2 separate regions of the Mus musculus genome follow, and region 1 is linked to region 2. Evidence: chromatin loops called from intact Hi-C (ENCODE). Cell type or tissue: heart. All regions are shown on one strand. Each heading gives the region's core, and the rest is flanking DNA. Links, peaks and the distances in the headings are about the cores only. Region 1 overlaps Fbxl20 (F-box and leucine-rich repeat protein 20). Region 2 holds the start of Fbxl20 (F-box and leucine-rich repeat protein 20).

Region 1 (11,505 bases), core at 3,506-11,505, 67 kb before region 2:
TCAGAAATCCGCCTGCCTCTGCCTCCCAAGTGCTGGGATTAAAGGCGTGTGCCACCAATGCCCAGCACTCTTTAAATTCTTAATAGGGGTGAGGCTGGAGAGATAACTCAGCAGTTAAGAGCACTGACTGCTCTTCCAGAGGTCCTGAGTTCAATTCCCAGCACCCACATTGTGGCTCACAACCATCTGTAATAGGATCTGATGCCCTCTTCTGGTGTGTCTAAAGACAGCTATAGTGTCTTAAGAAAAACCTTAAAAAAAAAACAAAAAAGAACACTTAATAGGGAAAGGGATGTGACTTGGGGCAAAATCATTCTGGCTGGATTCCCACCCCCTCCACTCAGTTGGTTTGGGCAAAAAGCAGCTACTACAGCCTCCAAAAAACTCAATGTAATAAGAATTCTGGAACTTTAGTTTCTTTACACACACACACACACACACACACACACACACACACACACACACACACACACACGGGGGTGGGGGCTGAAGAGATGGCTCAGCAGTTGGGGGCACTGGCTGCTCTTTCAGAGGAAGAGTACCCACAATTCCCAGTACCCACAGGGCAGTTGACAACTGTCTGTAACTCCAAGATCTAACACTCTTACATAGAAATACATTCAAGTAAAACAACAATACACGGAAGATAAATAAATAACTCCCCCCCAGGTTTTTATTTGATGAAATAAATATGATGAGACTATGCTCTTGGTTTAATCCCAGGTGTGGGGAGGTGGCACAGCTTCACGGCAGCTGGCTATGATTTGCTCCTGGCAGAGGTGTAGTTTTGCCAGGTGTAGATCATTTCTGCAATGGTGTGATATTTGACATCCTGGGAATTTTTCAGAGGATTTGTAAGTGCTAGAACCCCGATAAGGTGGGGTTGGTGGCTGTTGGGAGGGAGTAGGTTGAACTGTTAGTAGTGCTCAAAGAAAAAAGAAGAAATTAGATTCAGATCTCTCCTCCCACCCATCTATCCTTTTCCTCCTATGTAGTGATGGGGGTGAAATGGTGGGGGAGGGGGAGAACCTACAAACGAGCAAAGACTAGTTATAAGCAAAGAGGAAACAAATATTAGATTCAGAGATCTCTCTTTTTCCTCTCTATCCTTCTCTCTAGTGATAGAAGTTGAAACTGGGGGTATAAAGGATGGGAAAAAGAACCCACAAAGTAGCAAAGACGGCTACAACTCAACATTCAGATCTCTTGGGTCAACTTAAAGCTAGCTCTAGAGATCTGGGGACTCACATAGCTGTTCCCCAGTGCTGAGACAAAAGACAGGCCTAGGCATCAGACCCAGGCTCTGCACATGTAACCAATGACATACCATCAACACCTGCCTTTAATGAAACCGAAGTTGTTAAATTGAAAGACCAGGAAAAATTCAGACCCCCGAGAACCAAGAATGTAGGTTAGCCCGTTCAGTGACCCTGTTCCAGGAACCGGCCGACCACAAAAGTTAGATTAAAATCCTGAGAACAATCCTGAGAAGCAGGGAGTTTCCCCTTGTGATTTTTAGTACCCCCTTGTCACTTTTCACTGGTATTTTCAGCATTTTCCAATAATGCCCTACCTACCCACTTGGGTTGTGGTTTTTTCCTTTAAATACCCCCTTTCCCAGCTACTCGGGGTCGAACTTCTCTACCCCTGCGTTCGATACGAGTCGACCCAGCGCACTGGTTCCTGACAATAAACCTTGTACAATTGCAGCAAGGTCGGTCTCTCGTGAGTTCTTAGGGGGTCACGTCATCCCGAGACTTGAGTGAGGGTCTGCTCTCTTCAGGGGTCTTTCAAAATGTTTTCAAGCCTTGAGCAATCTTTCCCCATATTAAGGCCATACATATATCCTCCTATGAGTTTTTTCTTTGCAGTTCTGTAGACTGAACACAGCCTTGGAGATGCTCTACCACTGAGCTACACACTAGTGGGTTGGGTGCACCCATGCTGGCATGTATGGAGGTCAGAGGATAAACCTGTATGAGTTGGTTGTCTCCTACCATGGGACTCAGGTTGGCAGGACTGGCAGCAGGCACCTTCATCCCCTCAGAAATCTCACCAATCATCTGCCAAAACATTGTTTTAGCGCTCAAAATAATGGGTTTCCTTATGACAGTTTCTTTGCTCAGACTCCCTTGTTGAATCTTACATCTAATGGGCTCTGGCTAGAGAAAATGGGTTGGAAGACGAGCAAGCCCAGGCTGGATTGACAGAAGAGAAGCTTGCCTACTTAAAAACCGGGGCACTGTCTCCTTCAGAAAGTTAACATTGACGGAGTTATCGGATAAGCCAGGCAGACACCTCTGCTGCCTCCCAGGGGCTGTATGGCCCACAGATGACTAATTCAGACCTCATCTGCAATTTAATGCAGCATAAAGAATAGATGTCACACACCTGTAATTCCGGCAGTCAGCAGACTGAGTCATAAAGATTTCATTTCTGAGACTCGCCTGGGATACATAACAAGAAATTGCCTTTGAAAGTCTCTGTGTGGGGGTGGGTGGGGTGGGGTGGGGATGTCAACTGGGATTTAGGATTTCATAGGCCTCAAGGGTTTTTTTCTTGAGACTGTAGGGTAACATTTTTTCAAAATGGGGTTGTCTACTGAATCAGGTACAATTCATTTGCCTTTTTCCGTGTTCCCCATTTTTGGTCTGAAACAGGGTGTCATGTTGCCCAGGTTCACCTCAAATTTGTCACATAGCCAAAGATGACCTTGAACCTGTTCTGCTTTTTAAAGACTAAATTTGCCTATCCTGTGTGAGCACATATCATCAGCAGAGGCCGTGAGGAGCCAAGAGATCTGCTGGAACTAAAGCCACAGGTGGTTTGAGCCACTTGATGTGGGTGCTGGGAACTGAACCCAGATCCTCTGTAAGAGCAGCAAGCGCTCTTAGCTGTGGAGTGACCCCTCTAGCGGCCCCCGAAATCTTGACTTTTTAAAAAAGATTTATTATACGTAAGTATACTGTATGTTTCTTCAGTCATACCAGAAGAGGACATCGGATCTCATTACGGATGGTTGTGAGCCACCATGATTTCTGGGACTTGAACTCAGGACCGTCGTCAGCAGCGCTCTTAACCGCTAAGCCATCTCACCAGCGCCCACCCCCCCTCCCGACTTTTTTGAGACAGGGTTTTTCTGTGTAGCCTCAGGATCCCAAGCACCTCACCTTCTAAGTGTTAGGATTAGAGGAATGCATCACTGTGCCTGAAGCCATGAGCAAGTTTGACTCTTAATGCATCTCTACCAAAGTGACAAGAACCTGCTATAAATAACTTGTGTGTGTCCCTTAGACCTTTACTACAGGCTGGATATTGGGATCTTCGTCAGAATGAAGCCAAGAAAAGCAAGGAACACAGTGGTGTTTGCTGTGAGCCGTTACTATTCCCATACCTGGATTAGATACTGCGAGTGGAGCCAGCTATCTGAAGCCACAAGGGTCGTGTATGCTACTGGTCTGAGCCTGGACGTTCTGCCTCCTGCATTTGTATGCATCTCTCTGCACTTGCTCCACCTGAATTCACCCTTCTTTGCCAAGGGAAAGGGAAGCTAGGGACTCAGGTTGAGGGATTCTGCAGGGAGCAGTGCTGGGACAGAACTCAGCCAGACACAAGCAGATTGGACACAGGCAGACCTACCGCTAATACTACGAGGTGAGGCTGTGTCCAGGAGCTTGGGGCGGGTAGGTGGAGCAGGAGAGATGGCTCGGGGGTCATGAGCACTCGCTGTTTTTGCAGAACCTTAGTTTCTAGCAACCAAATGTGGTTCACAACCCATCCATAACAAGGTGTGTGCACGGCGGCCACAGAGGTCAGAAGAGGACATCAGATCCCCTGGGAATGGAGTTACAGGCAGTTGTCAGCCACCATGTGGGTGCTGGGAATGGATCCCTGGTCCTTTGCAAGGGTCCAAGTGCTCTTAACTCATCGATGAGGTCTCTCTCCAGCCCCTGGGTGAGCCTTGTTAAGGCAGCTCGGATTTATGCTAGGCCCTTTGTTTCTTGACGTCTCCCGGAGATGAGATATCAAGTAATAGTTATTAGCAGAGTATTGACTAAGGTTATTAAGTGAACTGATGATATTTAAGTGAAGAGAGTAAACAATATTTAAAAAGCATCGATGTCACCCCAAAAGTCCCTTCAGTCCCAAGAGCCTTTGCAGTTCTAAGACCCATATTTAGGAATCATAGCTCATCAGGCTGTTTCCACAGGGAAATGAAAAGTCTTCACAGCTGATTTCCTTTAATTACATCATAAAACAAAATTAGAACATACAGGAACAATAATAGTTACATAACAATTTACTTTATATATTTATATATATAAAAACATATCTTTAGTCCAAAGATTTTTAAAGCAAAAAGAATCGTCTACTGCCTCCTTGGATTTTATTTATTGAAAACAATCCTCACCCCCACATCCTCAGATGCTGGAAGTACGAGGTGTACATACAGTCACTTAGCTAGTGAAAGGTGGCGTGAAGTCCCCACTGGGGAACAGTTCAGGGCCTGGGGAGTGGCCAAGTGTTGGCACAGGCCTGGTGAGAAAACAAGCAAGCAGCAGCCCCCATACAGCGAAGTCCAGGTCAGGCCCAGCAGCTAGGCACAGGGATCACACCGTGACTGCCCTGCTACCCCTCAGGGAGTCAGCGGAGTGGGGGTGCAGGACTGGAGACTGAGTTCTGCAGACAGCACCAGGTACCCATCCATCTGTCCCTGAGCGGCCTGACCGGAAGGGGGTGGTCCTCACAGTGCTCTGAGCTCTGCACAGGCCACATGGGATACTCAGGTCTGTGCCCTCAGGGTCACTGGAAGGTGGGCAAGGCTAAGCTGAACACCAGGAAACAGTAACCGCAAAGAGTTCCTGGGAGGAAGAACAGAGGTGGCCAGAGTGGATAAAACCAACGGAAAAGTGACCTCGAGCCTCTCCCAGATTCCCCTCGGGGTTGTCCTGGTTCTTGGGGTCAGTTCTGGGGTTACAGCAGGGAGGAAGAGCTGGCTGGCCTAAAGATTTTGGGACGTGCCAACAGGATCTAGGTGTCAGTGTGTCAGGTAGGAGTGTGGCAGGGATGGGTCACAGGAATCGGGCTCAGCACTTGTTAGAGATTAACAGTCGTCAGAAATATGTAAGAAAAGATCCTTACAAGGAGCAAGCCTTCCTATGGACACCCAGATGGCGACAGACAGCAAGGCCCTTCTCACTGCTGCAGAGCCAGGGCACTCCTGTCTAACTAATGAGCCACGCCACGCAGTCATTTAGAGGTCCCTGGTCTCCAGGGCTATAAACAGTGAGTGGTTGAATGTTTTGTGGAGCTGAGAGGAAAATGTTAGGGTACAGGAAGAAACATATGTAAGCAGCAAACCAGGGCAGATTGGAGATAACACGACAAACGGAGCAAAAGGATGTAACTTCAAAGATCTCCTGGGACCTGGCAGAGGACACCTGTCTATCACCACCCCTTCCAAGGGGGAGGACTGTTGTCCACTGTCCACACTCCTGTCTTGGTACTAATGCTGTCCCCAGAAGTAAGGAAGCCCTTCTTGCCACCAAAGGGCATGGAGTTGATACCATGAAAAAAACGAAGTAAATGTGTCCCATGGAAAGGAAGTCTTATGAGCACAGGACAGATGCGCTTCCTGAGGCAAAGCATCTCCTCACGAGCCTTGCCTGCCCATGCCATACAGTGGAAAGCGACACTAGGTTTCTGCCTGCTCATGGTTCTTGTTCTACGAGCCACTCTGGCTGAGAAGTACTGACATCTTTGTAAACTTGACTCCACAAAGCCTTAGATCAAACACTCCTGTGGCAGAGACCAAAGACCTGCAGGAGGATGTTCTCCTCGAACCTTCCACGCATGGTTTGTGTAACAAAAGCTTTTCCCTCTCAAATAACTTTCTTAAACTCCCATTCAAGGGAGAGGATGCTAAATAACTGAGAGTTTTCCAGAGATGCAGAAACGATGTGCAGAGAAATCAGAGCGCACAACACTGTGAACCAGGCTCCAATGGGAAACCCCAGAAGCTCTGTCTCCTGTCTCCTGTGGTTTCCAGCAGGTAAAAAGAATAAGGCAGGGTTACAGCAGCCAGTGCTTAAATAGCATATATATATATTTAATTTTTTTTCTTGCTGGAGAATGAAGATGTAGAGTCAGGTCTTTTGGATATTGTATTTACAGCCAGATTTTATTCTCAAATCAGCAGGGCTAATCATGCCCTATTGATAGATAACACTGCTTTCTGCATCTTCTGATGCAGACTTAAGACAAAAATAAATGTGAGCAGGTTTGTGACTCCTACTTCCCCTCATCCCTCTAACTTAAGACTTGTTTGTCTTCAAGTCTTCAAGAAGGCTGGGCTTATCCTCTGGTCTGTCAGCAGAAACCACAGCACAGAAACCCACCTGTACAACTCAGAGAAGGTTCAGGGCTCATTCCTTGTCTACCCTCTCACTTATGACTCCATGAGCTGCCTGACTTTAGAGCCATCAGCCTTGGATTTTACATAATCCTTTCTATTAACGCACATGGATCCCATGGTACATCCGTGGAAGTCACAACAATTCCCAGCCGGCATTACCGCTCCTTCACCATCACAAACAGGTTGTCAGACTTGGCCTGCAAACAGTGCTTACCTGCCGAGCCATCTCAACAGTCCAAGGTCAGTCATGATCTATGAGGCCTTCCAAGTCTCAATGCCCACGGACAGGCAGGGAGTCTCTCTCTTCTTTTCAGTGACAACTCTCCTACGCCCTAACAATGCCAAGTCAAGGCATGTTTTCAAACACATTTTAGAAGACAACTGAAAATATCAAATAGACTTCAAATAGTCTACACAGCTACAAATAGTCCAGACTGGACGTCAGTGGCCCACAGCTACAACAAACATTCCAAACGGTACAGAACACCCCAAACAAAGCATGGTAAGTCACTCAACAACATTCCCTGGGAAACGCTTAAAACACCATCTCGGACTTACATGCCTGCTACCTACCTAGTAGACACAGAAATCTCACTGGAAATCTACAAAAACAAACTGAGGGATACTTTCACCTCCAGAAAGGCTGTCAGGGTGAGGGCAGGGCCAGTCACCGCATTTCTAAAACATTAAGCAGAGCAGAGCGGTTTAATACTTCAAACACTGGGGGAGAGGTCATGTTAGGTCCCTTTACTCCTCAGAGCCAGTTAGATCTCAAATTCAACTCCAAGTCCAACCCCCAACCCCACGGACCATCACCTGAGAACTATCCCAAGCCACTGCCACTCCCCTGTGCTGTGCTCAGTTCTGCCCACGACAGCTTGCTGTGAGCAGGGAAAGGAATCCAAGGATGCTAGACTGGATGCCACAATGCTTTAGACACAGGGCAGGGCGGGTGCTGGAAGAACTGGAGAGATCAGTGGCTACATTTGCAGGTCTAATAAAGCGGCAGCAGCAAATGGGGGCAGGATATTCCAGATGACGCAGGGGAGCGGAGCCTACAATGGACGTTGTCTATTCAAGATCTTTCTCCATATTAGCAATCCCTCCTGGCCACCTGGAGGCTTAGGGCACCATCTTTGAGGGTACCTTATTCTTCCTTTTGCTTGGCTTGCTTAAGCAGTGTCACAGTGTAGCTGAGGCTGATCTCACTCAGGCCTCATTTTTTTTCTTTCCCCATTGTAAAAGGCATGTTTGGGAGTGGGTGTAAAATGAGACAAATGGACCACCAGGCTTCCCCCCGCCCCCCACCTCCTTGCTATGTACTCCAATCTGGTCAGGTACAGGCAGCAGCCCTCCAGCCTCTGCATCTCCTGTGTCGAGATATAGGCACAAACCACTATACCTCACTCTCCCTCTTTTATATCCATACTGTGAAGTGCAGGCACGTACATGCCACACCTTGTATGGAGGTCACAGGACAATTCTCCCTCCACACCTTGGTACGGCGGGGTCTGTTTTGCTTGTCAGTGTTATGTGCTCCAGGTTGGAGATGGAGGGCCCTCAGGCTTCTGGCGGATTTTCCTGCCTCCGCCCACCACCCATCTGCCAACAGGAGTGCTGGTATCAGACTCACAGCCCCCAATCAGCTTTCTCAAAAAGGAACTTTTCACGCTAATCCTTACTAGAACTGATGATTACAGCTCAGCGTCTGCTTAATGCTTGAGAAGGCCCCGGGCTCCACACATGGTCCGTCCTAAAACAACCCCAAACCTATCAACCCAACCAAAACCCTATCCAATTCTTACAAGTATTCCGCATGTGGGAGCTGGCACTTGGATTCAGAGGTCAGTGCTTCTCTATGCTCCTCTATGCATGATGGGCCTGCGTTACTTAAGAAAGGAATATGACGCCCGCTTGACCATGTGCGGCCAGAGCTGTGCATCAGCAGACCCCTCATCCCTCCTTTTGACTCGTGTTCTTGGCCTAGAAAGGTGGTGATTTGCCTTACCAGCAGGGGTCACCAAGACAAAGCCAACAAACCTGCGTGTAGCAACACTCTGAGCAGGCAGACAGCGTTTTCAAGACTTCTGACACACTAGTAGTTAGGAAACTCATTCAAACTTGAATGCATACCAAAGAGTTCCTGAATGACTCAGACTGGGGCAATCAGAGTCTGCTACCTGTTCAGTGTTCAGGTCTTACTGTCAACTTATTAGGCACTTAGGGGAAAAAAAAAAACCCCAAACGATATAGTTTAGAGCTGATAGTCCCTCACCTTCTTTTGATTTTGTTTGAAAGACCTAGGGTATCTACATTTGCAAGTGTGTATGTGAGCTAGTGTGCCTAACTTTATAATCCTAGCAGTAAGGAGGCCAAGACAAGATTCCAGGCCAGCCAGAGCTACAGAGTATAAGCCTTTGTCTGGGGCGATGGGGTGTGTGTGGGGGGGAGGGGGGGTAGGAGGTACCCAGTCTGGGGAAGCAGTACTAGCCACGAGTCCCAGCCGCTGAAGTGGAGGGTAACTGGAGTCCAGGTGACTGAGACCAGTCAGGTGAGCAATGTAACAAGACGGTCTCAGAGGAAAAAGGAGATTTCTCTCAAGGTAATTTGAACATAAAGGGGAAAAGGAATAAAAACACAAGTAATTTAGCTTTCAAAAGAGCATAATAAAATAAGATTTTCAATAAGTTTAATACAATAAATAAATGTGGGAGTATAGCGTTCGAGGGCCTTCCATCTGATTGTTTTCTACAGTAATGAGAAATCCATCAGACTTTCTTCCTATATATTCTGACAGAACCTGCACCTATGGCATGAAACAGCCCTCCCTTTTAACATGCCAGGGTCACAGGCTTGCACACTCAGGTCCCAAAAGCCCCTCTCCCAATACTCTAATGAACACACACAAAGCTTCTACCATCGGGGTTTAGAAATATGCCTTAAAACTCATCTCATTTCTCCCATTCTCTGTGTGTTTCTCTGAAGAGGCTTTTTCTTGACTGAGCCATAGGTACTAACCTTGTTCCCTCTGCTCTGGTGTCAGGTGCTCAGGCTTGGTAGACTCTGAGCCCCCCACTCCCTCTCCAGCCTTGGTAGACTCTGAGCCCCCCACTCCCTCTCCAGCCTTGGTAGACTCTGAGCCCCCCACTCCCTCTCCAGCCTTGGTAGACTGAGCCCCCCACTCCCTCTCCAGCCTTGGTAGACTCTGAGCCCCCCACTCCCTCTCCAGCCTTGGTAGACTCTGAGCCCCCCACTCCCTCTCCAGCCTTGGTAGACTCTGAGCCCCCCACTCCCTCTCCAGCCTTGGTAGACTCTGAGCCCCCACTCCCTCTCTGGGCTCTCTGGCTGCCCCAGTGCTCCTAGCTGGCTGCTTTCATGTCCCCTTTCTGAGGAAGTCTGCAGAGACAGCGGAGATGCTTAGGTCTTCTATTAACGTTAACACAGCAGCCAGCTATTACAGGACTCTTCTTGTATCCCTCCTGGGATTAGTTGTGGGAGGAGACCAAGAAACCAAAAGCAGCCCCCCCCCCCCCCCCAGCACTGCTGCAAAGCAAGTAACTCAAGTAACTCAGACAGGCAGAGGCCACACCCACCGCCTGCTGGCACAGGACACACCCACCGCCTGCTGGCACAGGATACTGGTCATTTGTGCTGGAGCTTGGGTAGCCGGGAATCCAGGCTCAGCTTGGGATTCATCACCCACCCTACACACTGCTGCACTTCTCTTGTAAGCTCAGTGAGTTTAGAAGGAAGGAAATGTGGGGGTGGGGTGGGGCAGCACGTGGGGGACAGCGCACAGCGTGCAAACCAGCATACAGCATAGGATACAACAGAAACCCTAAGGAAAGTTTTTTTCCATCCAAACAGTCCGACTATTTCTTATCATAACTTTCCTGCTTTTGTTAGAATTTCTTTCCAGACTGGCAAAGATTCAGGCAGGGTCCCCTGATGGTAAAAGTTAGATTAAAAAAATATTTATTGATGTTTCTTTTAAAAATGTTTGGTGACCCCAACTAATTCATCCAAAATGCAAACTGTAAACACAACAAATAGCAACATAGTAACAATCGAGTGGGCAGCATCCTGAGGACAGACTGAAGGAGAGGGGGAGGGAGAGAGAGACAGAGAGAGAGACAGAGAGAGCGCGAGCGAGCGCGGGTGGCAGTGAGCGAGAGAACCGGGTGCAGTGACATACAGTGACAAACTGAGCAGATAAGAAAAGGAATTCTATTTGGACCCCAGTGATTTCAATGCAGCCGCTAAAAAAACCTCTGGGTCAAATACTCAAACACCAGATGAAAGGATGAGTTTCTCTGTGAACATGCTCAGCATGTCAGCACGGGAACAAGGAAGCCCACGAGTCTCCCAATGGATGGCTACCATTTCTAGGATGTGGAGAAGTTTTCTTTCTGGTCCCTGGATAAATCATATATTGTTTTCCATGCTACCTCTCACCTTGGAGGATCATAGTTACTGTTCCAAACCCCCCACAGAAACCCCTTAATAAAATGAAGAAACCACAGAAGCAGTAACACTGGGCTCTGCTGGAATGTCCCCTCCCTCTACCGTGGCCTGCGATTGTTTCTGGGCATGTCCAACAGGAATGCTTAGGTTTTACCAACCCACTTGTTACAGCCGGCATGAACTTCAGAGCCATGGTCCCAGAACCACAGCAGATGGGGTGAGGACGCCTGTGCCTGTGTATGTGCGGCTCTGGGGATCTGGACGCTGCCCTCACTTTGTAACCCTTGCCCAGAATGCTGGGGTCGCTTCCACCGGAGAGACTCCACGGTATGTCTAGAAGTGTCATTAAATACTCAGTTCAACATGGTGGGCCACCCCGCTGTCATAGGATGATGCAGCACCTGCAGAAGCGCTGTCTGCTGCCCCCGACTGATGGGGGCGGAGTGACAGGGGCGAAGTAGGCGTGGACTTTAATGTTGGGTAAATGGGTCTGAAACAAGACAGAAAACATTATGAGAGAGTGCTTACAGAGGGCGAGATCACAACGCTGCCTCTTAGAGAAACCAAGGGGCTGACTGCTGAGAGCAGGGATGCTAAGCTCCCCTAGGATGCACAAAGGCCGGGCT
Region 2 (12,027 bases), core at 1-8,000:
TAAACAATGAACCACAAAAGTATTAGACTACACGGGGAAGAGGAAGTATTAGAATATCCAAACAGCACGAAAACCCCACAGTCGCCTCTATCGTCCCAGTTTACTACCACCCCCAACTTCCTACTTCCACCGAGGACTAATCGATTCCCGCTCGGGTGGAGATTCACGAAGGCAGCAGGCGCTGGCCAGTCGGGGACTGAGTGCTTTCACTGCGTGGTGGAAGGAGGCTAGCCAAGGGCTGGGCAGAGAATGGGAAGCTGGGTGTTATGGGGGAGGGGGGATTTAGGGCGCCAGGGCTAATCCCGGCCAGGGCCCGCGGGTGGAAGGGGCAGCAGGCGAACCTCCCGGAAGGCGAGGCAAGCCGGTGCGCGGGGCTTGCGGGTCGCAAGCAGGGGAGGACGCCGGCGGCCGCATCGGGGGCGGGTGGCGGGCCGCACAAGGGAGGAGGCTCCGGTCGAGCTACTGTTTGGGGTGCGAGAGCTGGCCTTCGCCGCCGCCCGAGACCCCTCCGAGCTCACACCTCAAACCTGCTCTTGGTCACTCCGTTCACGTCCCTCCTCATGGGGCCGGCGGGTGCGGCCCGGGCAGGGCGCTGCGGCGTGCGGAGTGCAAAGATAGGGGCCAGGGCAGGCCCCGGAGTTCCGGGAGCGGGAGGCGGCGGCGGCAGCAAGGCGAGGCTCGCCCGGCCGACGCGGAGGAGCGACCGCTCGAGTCCCGCGGGGGCCTCCACCACCGCCCGCGGCGTCCGCGGCCGCGACGACTGCCAGTCGCTAGCTCGGTCCTCTCCAAAGCCTCAACTTCAACCCAAAACAAAAACACTCCCCACCTGCCAGCAACGCCGCTCCTCATTGGGCAGAGCCGCCCGGGCCTCGGAACGTCGGGGGAGGGGAGGAGCGCTCGGCGGCGGCGGCGCGAGCCCACCCCTCCCCCACCCGGCGCAGCCCCGGACGGTGAGCCCGCGAGCGCCTGGAACGTGGGGTGACCGGGCGCCAGCCCACCAGGACAAGGAGAAGCAGGGAAGTGCCCAAGTGCGCGCCTGCTTCGGTGCGCGCGCGGGCGTGGGGGGGGGGGGCACGGTGTGTGTGCTGTGGGGCGGGTGCGAGTGCGCGCGTGCCCGCGGACCGGCGAGAAGAGCAGAACAGGGACAGGAACATCACCGGATCCCCTCCAGCACTGCGAGGGCTCACTGGCACGTAGCGACCCACGCGGAACCTGAGCTTTCAGCCTAGGGTCCCCAGCTCTGATCTGATCACTTCCCCGGCGGCCTGAGCTGGCACCCACGTCTTTCTGACCACCCAGCTCCCGTCCTCTATCACTCACTGTCGCCTTGAACCCAAAGTGCAGCAGGCGGTCCCTGCTCGGAGCCATTTTCCTCCTCTTTCTAGACGTCTCTAGGTTGGGGCAGTGCCGCCGCCGCTGCCGCCGTAGGTGCTGCCGCCGCCTCCCCCACCCCGGTGAATTGCATTACGGGGTGCTGCAGGGAGGCCTGGGGGGCCCCTGCGGGGCGGATGGCTCTCAGTGCCAGGCTCCAGAAGGCAGGAGCTGGTTGCGCTAAGAGGAGGACGTAGCGCCAGCTCTGCACAGGAGCTGGCAGCGAGGCTACACCTCGGGATCAGGGGGTGCAATGCCCCAGCCCAGTACCCATTCCTTGGGCCGGGGGAGGGGCTGGCGTCAATCGGGTGGGGGCGGGCAAGGCACAAGGGCCATTGGCGTCCCCGCCCCTCCGGCCGCTGGCGCCCAATGGGCTGCAGCGGCTGCTCACCCTCCAATCGGAGAGCTGGTTCGTGAGAGCCACGGCGTGACGCCATTTCGGCGGGAGAAACAAGCATGTAGGAGCGAGTAGGCGGGGGCGGTTGCCCATAGGAAACTCTTCCATTGGATTTCGCTCCTAGTATAAAAGGTAGTCTGTCATCTTTTTGTTAACTCCAGCCTTCAAGACTTCCAAAATCTATGACCTATTTTCCACGAATTATGAAACAACCGAGAGTGAAATTGCTCCGTCAGAGACATTACAAAATGTACCAAACCTGAAATATTAAAAACTACCATAAATCCCAGCCGTCCTAATTAGACCTTAATACTGCTTCCAATTTTATGCTCAAAGCAATTACGAGTTTGTCGTCAGACCTTTTCTACTTAGTTTTAGAACTTGAAAAAGATGAACTTTTAAGAGCAAAAGTGTTACAGTATACCCACATACATGAAATAAGCAAATGTGTACAAAAAGAGAGAAAGGCTGGTCCTCTTTAAAAACTAAAAGAGCAAAATGTTGTGAACCTTTTTTAAAAAAAACTTATGATTTATAGTCCCTAAAATAAAATGTTCCTTTTTTTTTTTTTTTTTTTTTTGAGATTGTTTATGAAGCCTGTTCTGGTCGTCTGGAAGTCAGAGATCCACCTGTCTCTGCCTCCAGTTCTGGCATTAAAGGCATTTGTCACGCCTGACAGAACTTTTTTTTTTCCCTGAAGAGGCATTCCTAAGCAAACTACCTTTAAAAAACTTAGTTCTTTGGCCCACAAAAACCTAGTTCACATGAGACATTCTGAGTCCCACATGTTTTTTTTTTAAATACTTACTTTATGCATATGAGTACACAATTGAGTACACAGCAGAAGAGGACATCTGATCCCATTACAGATGGTTGGGAGCCACCATGTGATTGCTGGGAATTGAACTCAAGACCTCTGGAAGAGCAGTCAGTGCGCTAAACCTCTGAGCCATCTCTCCAGCTCTTCCTCCCCCCCATGCTTTTAAAAGTATTTACTTCAGGCAGTGGGGAAAAACAAAAAACAAAGTTTAGTGGCATCCAAAAGCTGTTTCTCCCAGCAAGAATTACTGATAAAGGTTTAACTGCAAGTCAAGAAAAGGTGAGAAAGAGAAAAGTTGACAGACAAGTATGGGAAAGAAAAAAAAATCTGGCCTCATTGGTCTACCAACTGTGCTGTGGGCTCATTTAGAACAGTACTCAGTGAAGCTGTTGGGTTTCTAATTAATTTGGATTTTTGAGAGGTTAACAAATGGAAATATTCAACGAATATGATTTTATATTGACTGTAATCCCACAAGGTAATCCCAACCTGTAATGCCGCTTAAGGACTGCTTGAGGTCAGAATCCTTCTGGGCTTGCTAGAGACAGACAACAAAAGCCCCAGCACTTGAGAGGAATGCAGGAAGATAAAAGAGTTTAAGGTTCGCCTCAGCAATACAAGTTAAAGGTCTGGCTGGGCTACATGAAACCTAGTCACAAAAAACATAAGCCAGGCTGGTCTCCACAGTGAGTTCCAGACCAGCAGGGGGACATAGTGAGAATCTATCTTAAAAAAACAAAACAACAAACAATAAAAAACACAGAGGCACATTTCTTTTTATCAAAGAAATTTATTTGCATGTAAAGAAAGTTTTATTTTTGTGTTGTTTTAAGAGGGAAAATCCACAGATTTTATCCACTTTCAAAAATGAAAAAATTATTTACAGAACAGACATACACACAGAAAAGCAAATTAGAAATGCCTTTAAGAAAACACCCTTTCCATTGCTCCTGATGTACATTTTTAAACTCAAAATTTAAATCTCAGCTCTATAGTTGAACATTTTCCCAACCTAGTTTCTAAGATAATACTTCCTGTCTCTCCAAAACGTGACTCCGAGACAAATGACAGGAGGACGTGGCTAAGGATGAAGATAAAGTAGAGCACAAGATTGCCCAGGGATTGATTATGTTTTGTATACTGACATCTGCTGGGACCAGTGAGGACACTATGGGACCCACTGGCTCTTCTGAAAATTCATGATATATTGCTGTTACAGATTTTTCAGGCCTTGGCCTGACAAAAGGAAAATCCAATTCAAGAGTTATCACCCTCAAGCTGGCTTTGGCAATTACATCAGGTCCCCTTGCTCACCTCGAAAACACTTGTTTTAAGATACACTGAAATATTCTTGTACATCAGAGCAGATTTTTGTCCAAAGACCCTTAACATGAAGCCCAAAGACAGAAGAATAGGTCAAAAAAAAGAAAAAAAAAACCATAAACTCCAGCAGCAGCAGCAGCAGCAAATAGGTACACGTTGACTTCATGTCCTTGCCGTCTTTCAAACAGGAGGGTGAGCACACCTGGATGGGAGGGAGGTGTCCCAGGCTTGGTTTATCCTGCCGCTTCTCCTCCACCCTGTGGAGAAATGCAGTGCTCCCTGGTTCCCAGGCAGGGTGAAGCAGTTTAGCCCCGGCTCCCTGTTAAGCAAGTTCAGATGCTGGGTCATTGTGTGGGGTGTGCCCATCAGCAATTCAGGGGCTTATCCTTCATCCAGATCCTAACTCGGGATTCTTTGATCTGGGATGAAGACAGAAAGAGAGAAAAGCTTCCCAGTTTACTGATTTTGGTATTTCTTGACTCTGCTCGGGGGGCCTGAGCCCCTTATACTATGCAGTACATTTTCCCCATGAGATTGTCCCCACCCACAACAAAATGAAACCCCATATAACAACAATTTTCCTGCAGAAACTAAGAAGATAGGATTCACAACCAGGTGGCAAATTTCTGAGAAATCCAACCTGGTTTTATCTGAGATACCGCACGGCTACTATGTCAGCACCACAAGAGAAAGCACTCCAATACACCCTGCCCATGTCACCCAAGACACCGGGCTCTGATAGGGGAACAGATAACTTTTCTTGCTCCACTTTCCAATATTTTGTTTCCTATTTATTGCCTTGGGACACAGAAATGGCGGAGTTGTTGAAAACCAATGACCAGAAAAGGGAGAACACCAAAAAAACAAAAAACAAAAAAAACAAACAAAAAAAACAAAAAAAAAAAAAAAAAAAAGAGAACTAGGAAAGAAAGCCGCAGTAGATTTTCCAAGTCTATGCTAACTCCAACAACCTGCAGTGTTGGATGTAGAAATCGTCCGTATCTGATGAAGTCACTCCACTTATAACACACACAAACATGAATCACCTGGCTTTTGCTTGTTTTGTAATCCAGAAGAGTTGTGCTGGGGATCACGCCCCACCCCCACCCCGCTGATACAGATCCCAAACGGAATCATCAGGAATGGCACAGTGCAGGTGGTGAAATCAAAGTAAGGCCGCGGACTTTTGAGAGGACCCTCCAAATACTGAGAACTTCTGTTGCACTCAAAACGGTCTCCTGCATTTCTCTATTTATGAGGTCTTCCTTTGATGTCCCTCAGAATCCAGACTCAGACCTGTTTCTCCAAAAAGGTCCGACTGTGTGCTACACGGTAGCAAGGGTTATCTTCATGCTCACTTAGCATTCCAGGCCCTAATCACTTCAAGTGAGCTTGAAATTGTTTTAAGTGAACTATGGCTGCTTTTTTTTTTTTTAACTGTTTATCTCGGGGAGCATACAGTGGAGTGATTTAAGTCTGAACTCCTTCTTCTTGTGATGAAGAGAAACAAAGAGTCCAGCTCTTAGGAATGGCATCAGCTCTCCTGCAAACAAAATGCTGGGATGTAGACTTTTGGCACATTGTGGAAGTAGGAGAACTATTAATTCTATACTGATTTTTATACGATAGGGTATAGACTCTGAAAACAAATGTATACCCCCCAAAGCCACCCTTCCTTTTTAATGAAAGAAGATAAATCTTTTATCTGCATAGGGAGGTAACTCACTCCTAATATTCCTATGGTGTCTGAACCCTGTGAAAAACCTCCAAAGATAATAGTTTTGGTTTTTCTATTCAACTCCAAAGACAGGCTGTGATTAGCTCTGTGGGACTGGTGCTGCAGCGTCAGCACAGGCTGCGAGCTCCCCACCAGGCGAGCCTTGCTACCTGCCTCCTACTGTTCTGAACCATAACCTTCATAGATTTAGGAACAAACATTGCATAAAAACAAACATCAAGGATTAAAATATTACAAATAAATAACTAAAATAATTTTCCCTCCCCCATCACTCCTAAGAAACAGACACCAAACATTGCTTTCAGTGTCCAGAACTGTCAAAGTCCTTCCCGTGCCCATGCTTCCAATGGGCATCTCCCACAGGTGAGCAACCTTCATGCGAATGCATCAAGGAATGTATTGCTTTTTCATTTTCTGCCCAGCCCTTCAAATACATGCACTAAAATGAGTTTAAAGCATGTCCTGAAAATGGAAAAAGGGAGAAAAATATATGAATATTTCCCACAACAATTTCCCACCCCTCCCTCTCTACACCCTCTCCCACCACCCCTCTCCCCTTAAGCAAGTAATTTATTCATTGCTTTCTGGCAAAGAAATATGACTTGTTTCTGAACAACCAACCACATGGTTTCGGCAGCAGGGTCTAGATGTATGTTTATAAATGTACCCAGCTTGGTGTAGAGGCCATGCCCTTTAGGGCTCTTAAGCACTGACAGGGCCTGTCTGACTCACCCCTCGGGTTGGTTTACATATATCATTAGTTTCTCCTCTGGACGTGTCTGTTTAGAAAGTTAGGCTAATTGCCAATCAGGGCCACATCCATGAGATCATCATCTTCCTCCCCAATCATGAAGTCAGGGCTGAGCCTAGAAGGCCTGTCTGCAGATAAGATAGGGTTATTTGTCACAGACGCCGTCGGATCTGAAGAAATGGGGGATTTCGACCAGTTCTCTGGCTTCATGCTGTGAGACTTCTTCTTGTCTCTGTCTTTGTCTCTGACTTTCTTCTTTTCCTTTTTGTGCTTCTTATGCTTCTCAGTGCTGTACTCTGGAAGTGGTCGGATACCATCCTCTGAGCTGGGACTGTTCTGGTAGGATCTCTCTGCTATGGAGGAGCCTGACTCACTTTCACTGTCCACATTCTGTGGTGTATATGCTGGCGACTTACTGTGGCTGGGAGAACCCCGTTCGTGCTTTGGAGTGGAACCACTGATAAGTGGAGAGCCATAGTTCTTTGATGAGGCTATCTGTGGCCTGAGCCCATCTCCACCACTTTCTCCAGGTTTCTGTAGCGTCACTTTGGCTTTGATGCTCGGGGAGCCTCCGTCGTGCTTGCTGATAATGATTTTTGCCACCCCCGTGCTCCCCACATTTTTTGACTCTGAAGTCTTCTTAGAGGAATCCACTGACCCCCCAGAAGCAGAGACCTTGGATTTGTCTTTATCACTTTTCTCACGTTTGCTCTGGAACTCCCCTCCTGACGTGTTATGTTTGGAGGACATGGGATGGTTAGAAGAATTTGTGCTTGCGCCCATCTGACTGTCTATTGGATCCTCACCCCCAGGCCCACTGGTAACCACCCCATGCTTCAATTTATCTATGACAGCTGTCAAGGAAGGCTTCTTATTCCTACTGGGAGATTTCCCTTTGGAACTGCCATGTTGATTCTGAGAGGATGACATGGAAGAACCACTTGAGGAAAACGAAGAGGAAGATGGTGTACAAGAATTAGATGCTGGAGGGGTTTTTTGAGACACTGAGCCTGAGGATGCTGACCCTGAAGATGACTTCATACCAGAGCTTGAACTAGTTCCTGACACATGAGAACCACTGGAACCTGAACTGATAGGGGACTTGGCTTTAGAGGATGGGGGGGTTCCAGGAACAGGCTTCATTGGAGAGGCAAGCTTATCTGAGCCTCCGGGAGGCCTTGAATGGGAAGGGGATATGTTTGGCTTACTTATAGAAGGGTTCATAAGGGAGGATGGCTTGCCTTGAGGTTTCATCTTGGTACTGCTGGACCCACTGCTCAGTCCATGTTTGGTAATGGGAGAGGAGCCTGGCTTCCCCCCAGTCTGAGATGAATTTTTGGACTGGCTGGATCCAGAAGACCCTTGGCTAGCATACATACTGCCACTGAGCTTGGAACTTGATGAGCCTTCAGATTTACTGCTTTTCACCTTGCCTGAGGTGGAAGCAGAAGCTAAGGAAGAGGAGGAGGAAGAATGACTATGGTGGCTTTTGCTGCCAGAGGAAGACACAGAACCACTGCTAGTGTACTGACTGTGAGAGGAGGGCTTGCCCACCATCACTGTCCCTTTAGGAATCTGAATGGTAATCTTGGGAATGGGCGGGGTGGCAACACCTGGGGGCGTCTGAGATCGTCCTGAACTGCCTGGGGATTTGGACCCACCCGTGCTGGTAGGTGGGGTGAAAGGTCTATTAGAAGAACTGTGAGATGGGGACTTCCCCTCAGTGTCTGCCTTCTTCCGCTTTGGAGGCTTATCCTTGCTCTTCCCATCATTGGAGGGAGTGCGGCTGCGCTTGCCTGGCTTGCTGTCTGACCCTGGACCTGATCCACTGCTAGCACCTGTGCCGTTGCCTTCCTTCACCCTCTTTTGAGTTTTTTCTTTCCCTAATTCTCCAGTGGTCAGTAAAGGACTCTGACTCCCACTGTGGTGCTCCATCAGATCTGCAGCACCCAAAGCCTTACCGGCTACTGATATAATACTGAAGTCCACCGTGTCAGCCTGGCTGCTGCCCTTAAATTTTGGCTCCCCATTGTCACCTCCAAGCATTGGCATCCCCAATGTATTTAATGCCTGAGATGCAAATCCTTTGAAATCATCATTATCCCCACTCTGACTACTTTCATCAAAATACTCCTCTCCAAAACCACTTTGGCTTTGGCTGTTCAACAAATCAGGATTGAAATCTACTCCATCAGGGAAAAAATGATTGGTAGGAGAATCACTATTGGGGCTTCCAGCAGCATCTGCAATAAGGTCAGCTGGATCAGTGTATGGATTTTCATTATTATTAGTTTGAAAGACATCAGAATCAAAGAGGGCACTCTGAGAATGCCCAGAACTTGAGGAATCTCGAACAGGGGTGCCAATTGGTGGGCAGTCATCACTCGTGCTGGGAAGCTTTGAAGCTTCTTCGGCAATATCTGAAAGAATATCAGTTACATCTGGGCCAATGCTGTCTGAACTGGACAGTCGGACCATCCTCTGAATACTGGGCTGGGGGTGAGACACTGGCTGTGGGTACGTTGCTGGGGGAGTGCTACACTGGCTTGGAGCTGGGGTGATATGAGGTGTATCCAGCGCGTCAGCGGTCATGCTGACGTCAAACATAGGGTTCTGTGAGTCGACATCCATGGAAAAGAGCTCCCTCTGGAAATCGTCTTCAGTCTGGTGCTTGGGTTTGTCAGGTGGGACTCTTGACGACTTCTTCTTCTTGGCCTTGTTGCTCCCCGAGCACATTTCCATCCGGGGTGATCCGGAAGAGGAGTTCTGCCTTTCTAAAGGGCTGCTTCCATAAAGGGTTGAGAAATCCTGGGCAGGGTTATCTTTAAGAAGGTTCATGAGCATCGGGTGGTTCTTGGTGTTGCCGGCCATCGAAGAGACAGGTGGCGGCGTGTGATGAGGAGGGGTCGGACTCGAGCCAATGGTAGACCCCCCGTTCCCTGTGATTTGCAACAAACTGGTAAGAATTGGGTTCTGAGACACCTTGCTGAAGTCCTCCCCATGGCCCACCGACTCATGCCGATCTTTGATGCTCATGCTCATATTAAACAAGGTGGTAATGGGACCCCCCGGAAAGGTGTTGGTTGGTGTAGTGGTACCACTCATTGGGTTGTTGCCTGTGGTCATGCCATACCCTGGGCTGCTAGCCGGGGGCAGGTTCTTTTTCACCATGTCTTCAACTGTCTCTGCAATGAGAGACAGTGCTGGGGTGTCAGCCTGTATGGTTTCAGCCTTCCTCCGAATAGCCCTCATCGTCACAGGAATGGACATACATCTGTAAGATAGGAGAAAACCATGTAAGTTAACACTGCATTGGTGATGAATAAAATCATCATTTGGAACAAAAGGCTCTACTTTTGCCTGTGATTTACATAAGCCTCAGAAAACAGCAGTTAGCAATGTTTACATAAAGCAAGTACTCTGTAATACAAGAGAAATTTGACAAATGCCAAATTGTTGGATATATTGATTCTAAAAAGAATTGCAATCCAATAGAAAACTAACTTCTTATGAAACACACAAAAACCAAAACAGAGTCCAAAAACAATTTACACTGAGCTAAAAGAAAGTTGTCAGGCGTGGGTGGCACGGGAACTTCAAGTTCAAGGCAAGTCTGAACTACAACAGCCAGACCCTGTCTCAAAAATGAAAACTATGGAAGAAACCTGGGGAGGAAAGGTCATGATAAGTAAACTCAGGAGGAAATATAGCAAAAGCCACTCTGGAAAGTTCTGTTGCTGGTCTGCAGTACTAGTTATCTTAGCACAGACTAGTTTTAGCTTCTGGGTAAGTTTACATTCTCAACAGACTTTTTAAGACATTTTGCTTTACTATGTGTGTTAACAAATTTTACCCTGAGGCAAATACTGATATTTTGGGCATTATAACTATTAAGTGTTTTATCTTCAAGATGTTGACAGTTTTACTTGACAGGTGCTGGGGATATGTAAAATGAACAGCAGCGTTCCAATCAAAGTTAATCACAATCTATTAAAATCTATTTTGAGGATGAAGATGGGGCTCAATTATTACAGTGCCTGCCTACCAGGCACACAGCCCTGGGTTTTCTCCCTGGCACCAAATAAACCAGGTAGAGTGGCTTATGCCTCTGATGAAAGCACTTGGGTATCTAAGGCAGAAGGATTGGGAATTCAAGGTCAGCCTTAATTACATTATCACGGCCAGCTTGGAAAACACAAGGCCATGCCTCAAAACTTAAATAAAGGTCCAGTCCTGCAGATCCAAAGCTGCAGGATCTCCATGATACAGGGCAACAACAGACTATCTGAGGGGAGCCTCAGTGAGGATCCAGTATTGATAGTGAAGCAGAAGACAGAGGCCTCAAACCAGATCAATGACTCACTGCATTGAACATTTTTAAGGAAAGCGATTCGGGCATACCTCAGGACACACTGTGACACAGTACAGCTTCCCCTCAGCCCCCCCAAAAAAACCAAAACCAAAACAAACAAACAAACAAACAAACAAACAAGCTTTTTGTTTCCTTTGAGGTCGCAAGGGCAGAGGGTGGATGTGGCGGGATGGGAGGATGAGTGGGACTGTGGTGCAGAATCTGAAATTCACAACGAGCAATAAGAGTTTTTTAAAAAACCGTAAGTAGGGGGCTGGACAGATGGCTCAGTGGTTAAGAGCACTGACTGCTCTTCTAAAGGTCCTGAGTTCAAATCCCAGCAACAACATGGTGGCTCACAACCATCCTTAACAAAATCTAGGGCCGGGTGTGGTGACGCACGCCTTTAATCCCAGCACTCGGGAGGCAGAGGCAGGCGAATTTCTGAGTTTGAGGCCAGCCTGGTCTACACAGTGAGCTCCAGGACAGCCAAGGCTATACAGAGAAACCCTGTTTCGAAAAACCAAAACAAACAAACAAACAAACAAACAAAAACCAAAATCTAACTCCCTCTTCTGGAGTGTCTGAAGACAGCTACAGTGTACTCACATATAATAAATAAATCAATCTTTAAAAAAAAAACAAACCGTAAGTAAATGAAATCTCTTTTTTAAAATAGGCTACTTCCTCCCTACTTTAGAAAGAAAAATTTCAAAAGTACATATTAATGTTTCCAGGAAGTTTGCTGGTTTAAATGTTAACTCCCCACACACAGCTATATAACATGGTATATGTGAAAGAAGAGGGTATGTTAAAAAAAAAAAAAAAAAACCTAATAATTTAGGCGAGTCATGAAGATACCCACCCTTTAATCAGCACAAGGCAAAGGAATTCAAGGCCCACCTGGTCTAAACAGTAAATTCTATGGAGGCAACAGTGAGTGTGTCTTTAAAAACAAAGTTTATTTCTCAGCTCTCTATCACCTTAAATGTATAGCAAGGCTGGAAATGGCCAGCTTTATCCCTACTGTGTACATAGTGACTTTTAAATAACAAACAAAAAATGTCACATTATTTTAAATCTCAAAGCATAAAAGGAGTAAATTTAAATATTTAAATTTAAATGGCAATGTTTTTCTAATACTTTTAACTTATGTTAAACATAAACATATAGACCCTGGGTATGGGATATATCATGAGGATGCACACACACATTTAAACCCAGCACTCGGGAGGCAGCAGCAGGCAGATCTGAGTTCAAGGGCAGCCTGGTATAT

Evidence for each region. A loop is a pair of places that touch in the nucleus more often than their neighbours do. Peaks named below come from ENCODE experiments on the same cell type or tissue, not always from the same donor. Only the 100,000 strongest peaks of a DNase experiment are listed, where the experiment ranks them.
Region 1: a loop joins it to region 2, with 2.4 times the contacts of the local background. A loop is called at or near these places in 6 of 42 quality-filtered maps.

What each region holds. Positions count from the first base shown.
Region 1 is chr11:98,078,330-98,089,834 of GRCm38, forward strand. Fbxl20 (F-box and leucine-rich repeat protein 20) reads right to left here. Exons shown (of 15, transcript NM_028149.1): 15 at 4,225-11,369. The coding sequence ends at 11,262. Among named protein-coding and RNA genes, the nearest start is that of Stac2, 31 kb to the left of the region's middle. In heart, for the core only: a CTCF peak has its summit at 8,427 (motif pointing right); DNase peaks (open chromatin) are centred at 4,650 and 10,072; H3K27ac peaks cover 502 bases.
Region 2 is chr11:98,148,796-98,160,822 of GRCm38, forward strand. Fbxl20 (F-box and leucine-rich repeat protein 20) reads right to left here and starts at 821. Exons shown (of 15, transcript NM_028149.1): 1 at 521-821. The coding sequence starts at 562. Med1 (mediator complex subunit 1) reads right to left here. Exons shown (of 17, transcript NM_001080118.1): 17 at 4,866-9,674. The coding sequence ends at 6,446. In heart, for the core only: a CTCF peak has its summit at 3,298 (motif pointing right); DNase peaks (open chromatin) are centred at 336, 846 and 1,746; H3K4me3 peaks cover 2,092 bases; H3K27ac peaks cover 1,836 bases.